2 separate regions of the Homo sapiens genome follow, and region 2 is linked to region 1. The links are chromatin contacts, found by Hi-C or POLR2A ChIA-PET in ENCODE. All regions are on one chromosome and are shown on one strand. The core of a region is the stretch at or near the end of the contact, and the rest is flanking DNA. Distances in the headings are between cores, read along the strand shown. Region 1 holds the start of FFAR1 (free fatty acid receptor 1). Region 2 holds the start of LIN37 (lin-37 DREAM MuvB core complex component).

Evidence for each region. Hi-C counts contacts between places; a loop is a spot of excess contacts on that map. ChIA-PET counts read pairs that join two places held with the same protein, here RNA polymerase II (POLR2A). Pooled maps may share reads with other maps.
Region 2: a pooled map shows a loop between it and region 1 (4-fold over the local background). The contact joins the promoter of LIN37 here to the promoter of FFAR1 in region 1. A Hi-C loop is called at or near these places in 1 of 37 single-sample maps with no recorded cell type and 4 of 50 pooled maps. POLR2A ChIA-PET finds 5 or more read pairs at or near these places in 2 of 52 experiments (GM10248 and activated B cell).

What each region holds. Positions count from the first base shown.
Region 1 is chr19:35,346,652-35,353,461 of GRCh38, reverse strand. It overlaps FFAR1 (free fatty acid receptor 1), which reads right to left and starts at 5,560. Exons shown (of 2, transcript NM_005303.3): 1 at 2,624-5,560; 2 at 1-2,257. The coding sequence starts at 1,910. The coding sequence ends at 1,008. CD22 (CD22 molecule) reads right to left here. Exons shown (of 14, transcript NM_001771.4): 14 at 6,101-6,810. The coding sequence ends at 6,765. RefSeq lists enhancers at 410-1,276, 3,066-3,205, 3,246-3,295, 5,709-5,788, 6,389-6,488 and a silencer at 4,230-4,430.
Region 2 is chr19:35,745,701-35,752,510 of GRCh38, reverse strand. LIN37 (lin-37 DREAM MuvB core complex component) reads right to left here and starts at 3,935. Exons shown (of 9, transcript NM_019104.3): 1 at 3,753-3,935; 2 at 260-335; 3 at 27-77. The coding sequence starts at 3,786. It overlaps PSENEN (presenilin enhancer, gamma-secretase subunit), which reads right to left. Exons shown (of 4, transcript NM_172341.4): 2 at 6,520-6,676; 3 at 5,988-6,092; 4 at 4,992-5,803. The coding sequence starts at 6,580. The coding sequence ends at 5,664. RefSeq lists enhancers at 3,686-3,805, 3,652-4,166, 4,206-4,265, 4,167-4,681.

The DNA.
Region 1 (6,810 bases), core at 4,311-6,810:
CCAGGCTGGAGTGCAGTGGTGCGATCATGGCATTGCAGCCTCAATCCTGGGCTCAAGGGATCCTCCCACCTCAGACCCCTGAGTAGCTGGGACTACAGGCACGCACCACCACGCCCAGCTAATTATTTTTATTTTTATTATTTGTAGAGGTGGGGGTCTCACTATCTTGCCCAGGCTGCTCTTGAACTCCTGGCTTCGAGCAGTCTTCCCGCCTCGGCCTCCTAAAGTGCTGGGATTACAGGCATAAGCCACTGTGCCTGGCTTCAAATATGTCTTACTCAATTGTTTATATACTGGGTAAAGCTTTTGGTCAACAGTAGGCTATTAGTAGTTGAACTTTGGGGGAGTCAAAGTCATGCACAGATTTTCCACTGCGTGGGGTTCGGCACCCCATCCCCACGTTGTTCAAGAGTCAACTCCGTAGCCTTTGCCCATCACTGCGGGACCTTGCATTTTCCCTCCCCGGCTGAAGCATCTTTTCCTGCCAGCCTCCGTTCCAAGCTCCAAGGCTGCCCCCTTGCGAGTTTCACATGGTATAACAGCGTCATTATCCTGCCTCCTGCCTCCTCTCCTACTCGGAAATCAAATGTTCTCTCCTGGGAACTGATTTCAGAGTAGCTGTCCTCAAGTGCATCACCGGAGTGGCAGTTCCTGTGGGTCAGAAACAGACTGCCTCCTCCTTCCCGTAAGTACAAGGCCTCTGCTCGCGGCCCACGGAAGACAGGCAGGTGAGGACGTGCAGAGGGGAGAGAAAGATAGGCGAGGAAGGGACAAACTTCCTCGACACGTGCAGGGGCAAACTTACCTCCCCCTGCCACCGTGCTCTGGCTCGGTGCTCCTCTCTTGACTGGGGTGCTGCCCTCAGCAGGCGCCGCTCTCTGCTTGAGTGGCTCCAGGGAGGCCTCCGGGCCAGGCTGCCCTGCAGTTCCTCCGAAGCAGCCCCCCGCAGGGGCCTGGAGAAGCAGCCGGGCCCTCCTGCCCCATGCTCCTTCCCCCGAGCAGTGGCGTTACTTCTGGGACTTGCCCCCTTGCGTTCTTGCCGCACACACTGTCTTCAGGCCAGGACCCCTTCCCAAGTAACCGGTCACCAGCGGATTAAGCACCACACTCCAGGCACCCGTGATGAGCCCCAGCTTCCGCCAGGAGCCTCCTAGATTGGGGTACAGGAAGCTGGCCACGTTGGAGGCGTTGTAGGGTCCTACGCAGAGCAGCAGCGTGAGGAGGGCCCCGCCGGCCACCCAGGCGGCCCGCAGCTTCCGCCTGTGCGTCAGGCCGGAGCGGGCCAGTGCCCGGAGGCAGCCCACGTAGCAGAAGGCTGTGATGGCCAAGGGCAGAAAAAAGAGCAGGAGAGAGAGGCTGAAGCGGGCCGGGCCGGCAGAGGCCGGGTCCCAGGCCTCCAGGCAGACCGGAGAGCCGTTGACCGGTGTGTTGATGCCCAGGGAGGTGTTGCTGTGGTCCAGCCAGCCTCCTGGAGCCTCCAACCCAAAGACCAGACCCAGGTGACACAGGACGAGGGCCCAGATGGCCGCGCACACCCCCCAGGAATAGCACGGCCTCCGGAAGGCTTGGTAGCCCAAGGGGAAGGCTGCTCCCAGGTAGCGGCCTGCACTCAGGGCGGCCAGGAAGCCCCCGCCGGCATAGAGTGGGAAGAAGTGGGCCACCGCGAAGACGGGGCACAGCGAGGCCGGCAGAGGCCAGGCCCCGGAGGCTAGCGCCTCCACCGCCTTCAGGGGCAGAGAGACTGTCAGCAGCAGGTCGGAGCAGCCCAGGTTCAGGGCGTAGACCAGGCTAGGGGTGAGACGGAGCCGGGCGTGGGCCGTCGCGCCTCGGATGGCCAGGACGTTGAGCGGGAAGCCCAGCGCAAAGGCGGCCACATAGAGGCCGAAGGAGAGCTGCGGGGGCAGGTCCATGGGGCCGCCGTCCTGGCCTGCACGGCTCCTGTGTGCAACCTGGCTCCCTGTCCTCAGATCTTGGGGCCCCGGAGAGGAGGGGCTCCTGGGATCACTCGCGGGTTCCAGCCCTGTGTGGAGAATTACAATTCACCTGGTGGGATCAGGGAGGAAACGAGGCCCACAGAGAAAGGCAGCAGTCAGGGAGCAGCGGAGCCTGGATGAGAAGCCAGGACCTGTGGCCCCCAGTCCTGTGCTTTCTCTCCACCATGTCACCTCTTAAAACCAGGGAAGCTCCTGCAGCGTCACAGGAGATAGGATGTGGCGCACAGGTCCCAGAGGAAGAAAGCTTCTCGATTTCTGAGACTCTGTGGGGAGGAGGGGTGGAGAGAATTCAGAACAGGGCTGGGCCCACAGCCTGAGCCTTCCCTGGGAATGGGAGTTTGACTCCTGAGCCCACTGCCCTCCCTGGTTCCCTGGCAAGGCAGGAGCTGCCCCCACCCCCCACCCACATTGGAAAGCCGGCGGGGCAGCAGGGAGGAGAAGGGTGTGGATAAGGTGAGGGTGTGGCCAGGGACAGGAAAAGGGGGTCCCCCAGGGAGAGCCCAAGGGTCAGCCAGGCCCCATCCATGTCACGGTTGAGCTTAGCAGTTCTCAGGGGCCACCTGGGCAGGGGGTCTGGGGGTCTGGGGAACAGTCAGGTGAAGAGAGGAGCCACAGAGAGAGGGACCCACCTCCTGGTGCTGCCAGATGTCTCTGAGGCTCAGCAGTCCCCTCAGCGGGCTGATGGAGGATGCCCGGGATGGGCAGTGAGCCGGAAGGGGAGGAGGGCGGGTGACAGGGCCATTAGCCTGAGGTTCTAGCAGCTTGGGTGAGCAGCTAATGGGGCATCCCGGCTGGAGGTGAGGCCACGCCAGAGGAGGTGAGGGGCTGGGAAGATGCAGGAACACAGAGGGGCCAGGGAGGAATTGGGGTCCTGTCTGGGTAGGGGCCGAGTGTGTAGCCAGTGCCTCTCAAGAGCAGGGCTTGGGGGCTCGGCCACAACCCAGCGCTATTCCCTCCCCAGCCCTCCTGCCTGTTCACACCTGCGCTGGGGCCAGGTCTTCTCCACCCTTGATGCACCCCTGGGCAGGTCCCGGGCCTCACTGGCTCACCCCTGACAACACAGGGTGCCCTGTGACTGCAGCCATGAAGCCATCTCCAAGTGGCAGTGGGTGTGTGGGGTAAGGAGTGATCACACCCGGGTGCGGTTCTGCACAGGCTGTGGGCTTGTTTTAGTTTTTGCGAGGAGGGCCCCTCTGTTCTCCCTCTGCTTCCGCACTAGCCCCATGGTGGTGGCTTCCGACCTTCCCAGGGCTGGAGGAAGGAGCGGGAGGAGGAAGGCAAGGGGCGGGGGCAGCCTCTGCTGACCAGCACTGGAGGGCCCAGGTTGTGGCCCCCACTCTGCCTGTCAAGGGGTGGCACAGATGTCCAAGCCGACTCCCCCCAGGGTGCATGGCTGGGGACACTGGGGGACACTCCCCAAGGCACAGGGAATGTGGCACCGGCCGGCTGCGTAGCTTCCTTCTCTCAGCCCTGGAAGTCCTCCCAGCCTTTCATGTTTCCCACTGGGGTCACCTGAGCCTCCCAGGAGGACCTAAGGAAGATTTCTAACCTCTCTGGATGCTCTCTCAGGTGTGCCCACGCCTGCTGGTGAGAAGCCAGCTCTGCTCTGTGATTCTGTCTCTGTCTCTCAATGTGCCCGTGTCTTTCTGTCTGTCTGTCAGTCTGTCTCTATTTCCTGCCTCAGAATGACAACACAGCTCTCCACATCAGTTTTCTCAGGCGTGTATGGGTCACCTGACCACTCTGCCCCTTCCGAATTCCAGGTCCCCCATCATAAACCTCTCTCTGTGTGGCCTCCTGGCAGCTCTGGTCACCAGGCTTCAGGGGGGACAGCAAGGGGGTCTCAGCCTATCACTAACTCCCTCAAAGACACCATCTCACTGCTTTTCATACCTCGGAGCCACTAAATTGGTCCATGCTCGCCTTTTTCTCGAGAGCAGCACCTGGGGTGCAGCGCCCGCTGTGAGCGGAGAACTGGCCTCCTACTGTTCAGTGTGTTGTTGGGAACTGAGAAATGGACAGAATGGAGGAAGAATCCACAGCAGTGTGGTTTCCCCTCCTGCAGCAAGAGCGAAGCCCTGGGGAGCCATTGGGTTTTCCAGATCTTCTCTGCTTTGGCCCCACCCACCTGGCGTCTGGATCTTTGCCCAAGGTCACCTTCTCCGAGGGCCTTCCCGGGTGCCTCAGCCACACTCATCCCTCCTGTGAATCTCACTTTTGTTGTCTTTCTTCAGTGCGACATCGTCTTGGCTGGCTCCTGAGCTAGAATGCCGGCCTCCTGAGGGCAAAGGCTTTGGTCTGCTTTGTCTACTACACGTTGCACAGCAGGTGTTTGGGAACCTAAATGCACGATCCATTGTCTGGACCCTGGGAGGACTGTGAGAGCTGGGGTTGTGGAGGGCGGCCTGCGTCTGGAGTCCTGGCCCCCTAGCTTCCTGGCCACCTGCTCTTCACCTGCTCTTCACGCCTCAGCAATGTCTATTGATGGCCATATCTCATGGTCAATCAGCCATGTAGTAGGTTTATGTCAGCAGCTGTGCTGAGGGACAGGGTGGGAAGGGGAAGATGCTCGATGGTTGCCAGGGAGCTTAAGCCAGGCCCTTCAGGCTTAGGACTGCCTCAGCTCCCTCCAGGGTATCTTGCCTTAAAAACCCTTGGCGGCTCTCGACTAGAGATCCCCAAGGTTGGTCCTACGCCTTATCTTTTTGGTGTCCTAACAACTGGCTCTGTACTGGGTGCATTTCCAGGTGCTCAGTATCTGTGTGCAGAATGAATGAAGAAAGAGTTGAATGACACCAGACCCCATTTTGGGCACAGACACCCCAACACCCTCCTGTCTCATTTAAACAGTTTTTGTTGTTGTTGTTTTGAGGCGGAGTCTCACTCTGTTGCATAGGCTGGAGTGCAGTGGCGTGATCTCGGCTCACCGCTACCTCCGCCTCCCAGGTTCAAGCGACTCTCCTGCCTCAGCCTCCCAAGTAGCTGAGATTACAGGTGTGAATCACCACGCTCAGCTAATTTTTGTATTTTTGGTAGAGACAGGATTTTACCATGTTGGCTAGGCTGGTCTTGAACTCCTGACCTCAGGTGATCTGCCCACCTTGGCCTCCCAGAGTGCTGTGATTACAGGCGTGATCCACCACGCCTGGGCTTTAAACAGTTCTTAAAGCCTCACCTTCCTCCAGAAAAGTTAATGGTGCTCACAAGAATCAAACCAGGGACAAAGTGGATTGATGGGGCGATCAAGGCCTCCCTGAACCATAATTCCTAGAGTTACCGTCCGGGTACTGAGCAGAGATGGGAGGGAAAGGAAGGTGGGAGAGGAAGGTGGCAGTTTGGGGACACCTGCCACGTGCCAGGAGCCAATCTCCCTGATGATCAGATAATTACACCCCTGCCCTCTAAGGAGAATGGGCTTTAGCCCCTTTGCAGAAGCAGGTGAATGGGTGGAGAAAGATCAAACCCGAGAAGCGGAGAGGGGAGCTGGGGCACCTAACTGGAAAGTCTGAATCAGTGAACAGAATTAGAGAACGGGTGCAGAGGACCTCGAATGACAGAAAAGCTGTGAGGTTTCTCAGGGTGGCTGGTCTTCAAGACTTTCTCTGGCAGCTATGGGTTGTGCAAGAATTGGGTAGCGTCACTTTTGGGAAGAGCTGTTTTGAATCGGCTTCCCCTTTTCACATTCTTCGAAAAATGCAAATAAAGGATGGAGGTTGGTTTTCTGGGGGACTTTCGGCTTCTGTGCTGGGTCTCAATGTGGCTCCAGCATATAGAAGACGATGCCTCACTTCCTATCGTGGGCCACCTGCGTGGTAGGCAGTGGCCTTTCCCTCTCCACTTTACAGATGGAGAAGCCGAGACTCAGGCAAGCTGGCGAGCCCTGCCAAGATCACCGGGCTAGTTAAGCCGAAGAATCAAGATTCAAGTTCTCATGTTTGTCTGTCTGCAAAGCCAGTATGCTTTTCCTAACAAGACACCAGACTCTCTAATCTGCTGGTTTGATCAGTAAACCACTGTGACTCCATTTCCTTCCCCCCAGGCCCCATGAAGACTTTCCCCTCTCCTCATCCCCACTCTGACTCCACAGACTGAAAAGAGTTCACTGGTTCTTTGAAGTGGCATCTGAGCCATTTTTATTGTGAGCTCTGTCTCCCTGGCAGGTTAATCCACACCAGTGTGTCCATCTCAAACCCGGAGTCCCCAGAGTCAAGGGGCCGCTGATACGTACGTCTCCCCGTGCAATGCCTCACTTCCAAAGGAGAAGCCAGGCCAGGACTGGGCCCCTTTCTACTTCGTTTCTGTCCTTTTCTGGGCTTTCCCTCAGAGGCAGAAACTGGGCATAATATTCGTGAGTGGGGATGTCAGATCAGGGGTAGAGGGCCAGAGAGATGGAGAAGGGAAGGAAAAATGATGACGAGCAGATCCCAGGAGGGACACAAGCAGCTGGGGGTGGAGATGGCCAGTGGCCGTGGTGGGGGCAGGGGGAGGTGTGCATGTCAGGGCAGGTATTTAGATGGATTTCTGGGTAGCAAGGAGAGTGGAAGAGAACAGGGGCAGGAGTTTTGGAGGTTTGGGGTTACCCTCACCAAAAAGACTGGCTCTGAGCCAGGCACAAGGTTCTCCGCAGTGAGTGTGTGTGTGTGTGTGTGCGTGTGTGTGTGTGTGTGCGCACATGCGCGCAGGAGGAAGCCATGTGGCGGTGTCTGGGGAAACTCGGGGACTTCCCTGGCCCCCGCTGCCCCCAGTGCCTCTGCTGCAGCCCATCCAGTGTCAATGTTTGAGGATCACATAGTCCACATTTTCTTGTGCCTGAGGC
Region 2 (6,810 bases), core at 2,686-5,185, 400 kb before region 1:
CTCCAAATCCAATCAGAAAAACTCACTTATTGTGGGTGTCTGAGGGTGTTTTCCCAGCTTCCTCATCCAGACGCTCCCTAGAGGCAGAAGAGATCTCTCAGCTCAGGGTTCCAGGGCCCCAGAGAAGGAAGGCACCGAGCAGCCTCCCCATTAAGCACCTTCCTCCCCAAGTCAGCCTGTGGGGTCCCACCCAATCCACCCAGGATCAGAGGGCCCAACCCACCAGGGTGCCCGGCCCTGTGACCCCACGCTGGCCTACCTGTCCATGTGACTCTTCTCCAGCAGACACTGCAAGACAGCATCCAGTTGGTTCCGGGCTTTGGCCATCTCCAGCTCTGGGGCAAGAGAGGACCCAGCAGGAGTCAGCTCCCAGGCCCCAGCTAGGTGGGCAGCTGACTGGGCCAGGGAAGGGCGTGCGTGTCCTCTGCCCTGGCCAATCTCAGAGCCAGGCCCAGGCAGCCTGAAAGGGTGCAACAGGCAGAGATGGCTGGAGTGATGCCCAGAGCTCTGAGTTCCAGAGCTGTCCCACGTGATTGCTCTGTGACAGGAGGTAAGGCCAATCACCTTACCTTATGAGCCTTTTGGGTTTTAAAAAAATGTGTTTTAATATAATATAAATTTATTACAAAAAAATTGTATAGAGATGGAGTCTTAATGATATTGACCAAGCTGGTCTTGAACTCCTAGATTCAGGTGAGCCATCTCGGCTTCCCAAAGTGCTGGGATTACAGGTGTGAGCCACTGTGCCTGTCCCAGTGGCAAGGTTTAAATATGCTATATATTACAAATAATAACCCACTGAATTATCACAATAACCCTTAGAGGTAGATGTGATTTTTTTTTTTCTTGAAAAAGGATATCACGATGTTGTCCGGTTTTGAACTCCTGGGCTCAAGCGGTCCTGCTGTCTCAGCCTCCCAAGTAGCTGGGGCTATAGGCACATGCCATAGAGCCCAGCTCAGATAGATATGATTTTTATTCCTATTTTAAAGATGATGAAACTGAGGCACAGAGATGTTAGGCCACGTGCTCAAAGGCACACAGCAAAGAAATTGCAGAGCTGATGATTTGAACCCAGGCTGTCTGGTTCCAAAGCTGAAGTTATGAGACAGAGGCTCAACCTGAGTGCAGAATCTGGTTGAGGCAGTGGTATAATTTTATTTTAATTAATTAATGTATTTCTGTTTTGTGAGACGGAGTCTTGCTCTGTCACCCAGGCTGGAATGCAGTGGCATAATCTTGGCTCACTGCAACCTCCACCTCCCAGGTTCAAGTGATTCTCCTGCCTCAGCCTCCCAAATAGCTGGGATTACAGGCGCCCGCCACCACGCCTGGCTAATTTTTGTATTTTTAGTAGAGATGGGGTCTTACCACGTTGACCAGGCTGGTCTCAAACTCCTGACCTCAGTGATCTGCTGGCCTCAGGCTCCCAAAGTGCTTACAGGCGTGAGCCACCATGCCCGGCCAACAGTGGTATAATTTTAAATCTGAATTCAATCTGAATGAGCTGACATTTAAAAATTGGGAGATTTCTTTCTTTTCTTTTTTTTGAGACGGAGTCTTGCTCTGTCTCCCAGGCTGGAGTGCAGTGGCGTGATCTCGGCTCACTGCAACCTCTGCCTCCTGAGTACAAGTGATTCTCCTGCCTCAGCCTCCCAAAGAACTGGGACTACAGGCGCGTGCCACCATGGTCAACTAATTTTTTCTATTTTTAGTACAGACAGGGTTTCACCATATTGACCAGGCTGATCTCAAACTCCTGACCTCATGATCCACCTGCCTCAGCCTCCCAAAGTGCTGGATTACAGGCAGAAGCCACCGCACCCAGCCAAAATTGGGAGATTTCACCTAAAACATCCTGTTTGGGCTTTTTTTTCCCCCTCGGGAAATGAGATCTAGGCCCACCTTCCTGCCCAGTTAGCCTGTGGCTGCCTCCCGTCATCACAGAACTTGAGGAAGTGATGATGTTACGCTGTCCTCCTACCTTTGAGAGGTGTTTGCTCTGCCTTTCTGACTGGTGGGAGCTCTGGCTCTAGTGCTCAGAGCCTGGAGGGGACACCTGGGAACTTGCCTGACCAGTCCAGGGACTTCCTGAGAAGCCCAGGAGACACAGGGATTCAAACATAGCTCAGAGGAGAGACAGAGTGAGGGTGGGGAAGGGAGTAGCTGAGATTGCAGCAAAGCCTTGGGCAGATGCAGAGGGTACGGATCACGTCCACAACTCTCCTCAGGCCCAGCCTCTCTCCTGAACCCCCGACTTGGGCCTGAAGCCTCCCTCTCAAGGGTCGCCTCACTGTCCCCAAGTCCCTCCCTGTACCTCACCATGGATACCCCTCTCCCTCCCCTACCCAGCCCACCAACCCCATGGCCTGTCCACTAGGCCTCCCGAGTGTCTCTCCCACCCACCTCCTCCCTACTCTACCCATCCTGGTCCTGTCCTTTGCTCCCCCTTGGCTCCCTGCCTCAGTGTCCCCCTTCTGATACACCCTCCACAAGGCAGCCAGGGGAATCTTCCTGAAAAATAACAAACCTGACCCTGATCTTCCCTTGCTTGGAAACTTCCATGACTCCACAGCACCCAGGGGTGGAGTCTGCACTCCTCAGCCTGGCACTCACAGGTGTACACCTTCCCTCACCATCATTTGTGGTCACACCCACTTCTCTTTTCTTTCTTTCTTTTCTTTTCCTTTCTTTTTTTTTTTTTTTGAGACAGGGTCTCAATCTATCACCCAGGCTGGAGTGCAGTGGTGTGATCTCAGCTCACTGCAACCTCCGCCTCCCCGGCTCCAGCGATCCTCCTGCCTCAGCCTCCTGAGTAGCTGGGACTACAGGCTTGTGCCACCACACCTGGCTAATTTTTTTTTTTTTTTTGTATTTTTTATAGAGACAGCGTTTCGCTATGTTGCCCAGGCTGGTCTCAAACTCCTGACCTCAAGTGATCTGCCAGCCTCGGCCTCCCAAAGTGTTGGGATTACAGGTGTGAGCCACCGCACCCAGCCTCCCACTTTGTTTTAATAACACTTTTGCCATGGGACATCCTACATCATTTTACTATTATCTTTCTGTCTAAATTCTGCACCCCTCCCACTGCCCTTACCATGCCAGGCCTGGGATCCGGTCAGCTCCGCCCCAACCCAAAATTCTCTCCTCTTTCTAAGCTTCACCCATTGACCACAGTTCCTATTTTCTAGGATTACTGGAATATAGTGACTGTGAGGATTAAGAGTGCCTGTACTTCAGGCTCACAGCAAGATGTGTGACTCTGATCACTGCTGGAAATGGGGAAACTGAGGGGAAGCCAAGAAAAGAGAACTTCTCGGCTGGGCGCGGGGACTCACGCCTGTAATCTCAGCACTTTGGGAGGCTAAGGCGGGAGGATCGCTTGAGACCAGGAGTTCGAGACCAGCCTGGGCAATATAGCGATACTCCGTCTCTATTTAAATATTTTAAAAATTTAAATTAAAAAAAAGAGGAAAGAAAAGGGCCCTTCTCAGAGTTACCGGCTCAGGATTCCCCATGTCCTACCACGCACGTCATTGCCCGAGCCACCCCATTCAATCTCAAAGCGACTTCAAGCGCACACCGGGAGGGTGTGAAGGTGGCAGGCAACGCTCGCTGCCTGATACAGCGATTGTCAGGTGGGCTTCAGGGAAAAGTCGTGCAGTCCCCTTTCCGCGATACTCCCTTCCACCGGGACTCCACACCCTGTCAACCCGATGGTCCCGACAGGCCCCCGACGTCAGGGTCCTCACCTGATTTCTCCACTTTCACCTTCACAGGGAACATGGTTTGGGTCCGGGATCTGGCTAGCTGGGTCAGAGGCGCCCCAAAGGGCCTAGGGTCACAAGTCAAGGCGGGAGAAGGCGGGGACAGTTCAAAGATGAGCTTCGTGGGCCACGGGTCCTCCGCCTTTGGTTGTGTCCAGCCTGGACCGTGGCCACCACCCTTCTGTGGGCGGGCCCCTTCGGCAGTAGCTTGTTCCTATTAGTTATTGCAGCCGTCAATCTCGCATCCTGACCAATTGAGAGCTGCCTCCGTAGTCTCCCAGCTTTAGGTCCCACCCACCTGGGGCTTTGCTTCCGGAAACAAACCATCTACCCCCTAGCTTCCTGGGAGGTGTAGTTCCAGCTTCCCAGACTCACCCTGAGTAACAGCGCCTGCGCCGCGCGGGGCACGGTGGGAAACAAAGGATTAGGGCATCGCGAGGCTTCCCGGGACTTGTAGTGTGAGAAGGGTTGAGCAACACCAAGTTAGCTCTTTACCGGATTTAACCAACCGTTGGGGTCCCTTCATCCCTAAGAGGAAGACTAATGTAAAATAACGTTGGGTTCCCTCTCACTGAGCACTCGCTAGGTGCCAGGTATCTGTTAATCTCTTTGCAGGTACAACTTCATTCATTTTGCAAATATTTATTAGTGTGTCGGGCACTCTTCTAGGCATTGGAGACACCTTGAGGAACAGAATAGACAAAAATCCCTGCGCTAATGGAGCTTATCTTTTAAAGGAGGGAAGATAAACAGTAAACAAGTAAATTTTAAGTGAAATGTAATAGGAGAAAGAATATGATCTGGGCGGGGCATGGTGGCTCACGCCTGTAAATCCCAGCTCTTTGGGAGGCCTAGGCAGGCAGATCACCTGTGACCAGGAGTTCGAGACCAGCCTGGCCAACATGGTGAAACCCAGTCTTTACTAAAAATACAAAAATTAGCCGGGCATGGTGGCATGCGCCTGTAATCCCAGCTATTCGAGAGTTTGAGGCAGGAGAATCGCTTGAACCCGGGAGGCGGAGGTTGCAGTGAGCCGAGATCGGACCTCTGCACTCCAGCCTGGGTGACAGAGCAAGACTCCATCTAGAAAAACAAACAGACAACAACAACAAACCCCTCTCCCCCCCCAAAAAAAAAACCCACAAAAAAAGTGTAGCCTGAAAGGGACATAGGAATATCAAGGTGGTGATTGAATTTTAAATAAGATGGATGGTCAAGGAAGGATTCTCTGAGAAAGCTCTTGACTATTTTTATTTTTGCAGACAACACTTCCTTCAGAAAACGGGAAACTTCCATTTGTCACACGTCTTGGTCCAGATAAATCCCAGGAAGTAGCATCGTGATCTACACTTCTGATGAGAATACTGCAGCCCACAGTAGGAAAGTTATATTTTTGAATTCACGACTACCAGTACAGGATAACAGCCCCTAGAAATGGAAGCACTAGGCCGATCCTACCACTGCACTCCAGCCTGGCTGACAGAGCAAGACTCTGTCTCAAAAAAAAAAAAAAAAAAGAAAAAAGAAAAAGAAATGGAAGCACTATTCCTTTCTTAGTTTCTCATCTAATAGTTTCCTGAGCAGGAAAGTTCCTAGTTCAGAAGATTATGAGTAGTATGCACTGTAAAAAATGTACATCATGTCTAAATACTAAGCCTCGTACAAAGCTCTCAACAGATGTTTTTAAATATTAATAATCATTTATGCCTCAACCTCTAAAAGATCCCAGGAAGTCAGTATCGAAAGTTAGGGTCCTTTATTGGGGGATGTCAGCAGAGAACGTGGGACATGAAAACAAGTCTTAGGAGTTTGAGAAGGGGCTCCCAGGACAGGCTCCTCTGCTTTAAGGAGCCTGTCCTGGGAGAATAAGCAGGGCCCCAGTATGTGCAGAAGTTGTCAGGGGGTGCCCAGGGGTATGGTGAAGGAGAGGTAGTCCCCAAGGGCACCCCAGCGGGGCCGGTAGATCTGGAAGATGGTGATCCAGGAGGTGAGCACTATCACCCAGAAGAGGAAGCCCACAGCTGAGCGCCAGACATCTGTCATGGGAAACAGAAGCTGGAAGGGTTGGCCTCCGGCTGCTCTCCAGACTTCCCTAGACCAGCCTTCCCTTCTCACCCAGAGCCCCAACATTTTGGATCCTCCATTGTCCCTTCCCACCAAGATTCCCCGCTTCCCCCTCTCCCCTGCCACTGGCCTCCCTCCTCTGTGCTCTAGACTCACAGCCTTTGATTTGGCTCTGTTCTGTGTAGGCTGGGACAAGGAAGGCCTCTCGGAAGAACCAGAAGATGTTGACCAACCAGAGAAAAGGCAGGAAAGCAAACCCCCCTAGGGAGAAAGAAAAACAAACAAACAAACCCCAAAACCTCATAAGGCAATGAAGATCTTCTCCAACTCCCACCGAGATCTATTTGGAAGAAACTCTCCCACACCCAAGTTCAAATGGAGATTTCTGTTGTCAGGGACTCAGGAATCTGGCTCCTCTTTGGGATCCAGGAATCTGATTCCTCAACCATCTCTTTCACAGGACCCAAGAGTCCAGGCCCTCAATCCCCCTCCTCTCTTGGGATCCAGAAATTGAGGCCCCAGCTTCCTCATTCCTCAGGACCCAGGCCCTCCCCACTCAAATCCAGGAGTCGGCGTTCGCAGGTCCTTCATCTCTTAGACTTAAGAATCCAGGCCCCGAGGCCCTCTTCCCTCGGGTGCTCTAGTCCAGTCCCCTCTCTTCTCCTGGGACCCTAGCGATCTGCCTTACCCAGGTAGTACTTCCGGCACAGGTTCAATTTCTCCTCATTGGACACTCGCTCCAGGTTCATAGCTGCGCTGGGGCCGGGTCGTCCCAAGGGTCTGCGGGGCAAGACCCAAGCCTTGACCCTAAGTAACAGATGCAAGGATCACGAACAACCACGCCCCTATTAGAACAAATCAGAGATAAATGTAAAGGTCGGTTTGCTGAAAGCAGGGCATCCCCACCCCCACTAGTAAGCTGGCTGGATTAAAGAGCTCTTTATATTTACTAGGGTGGGCGAAACGACCCCCAACTCAC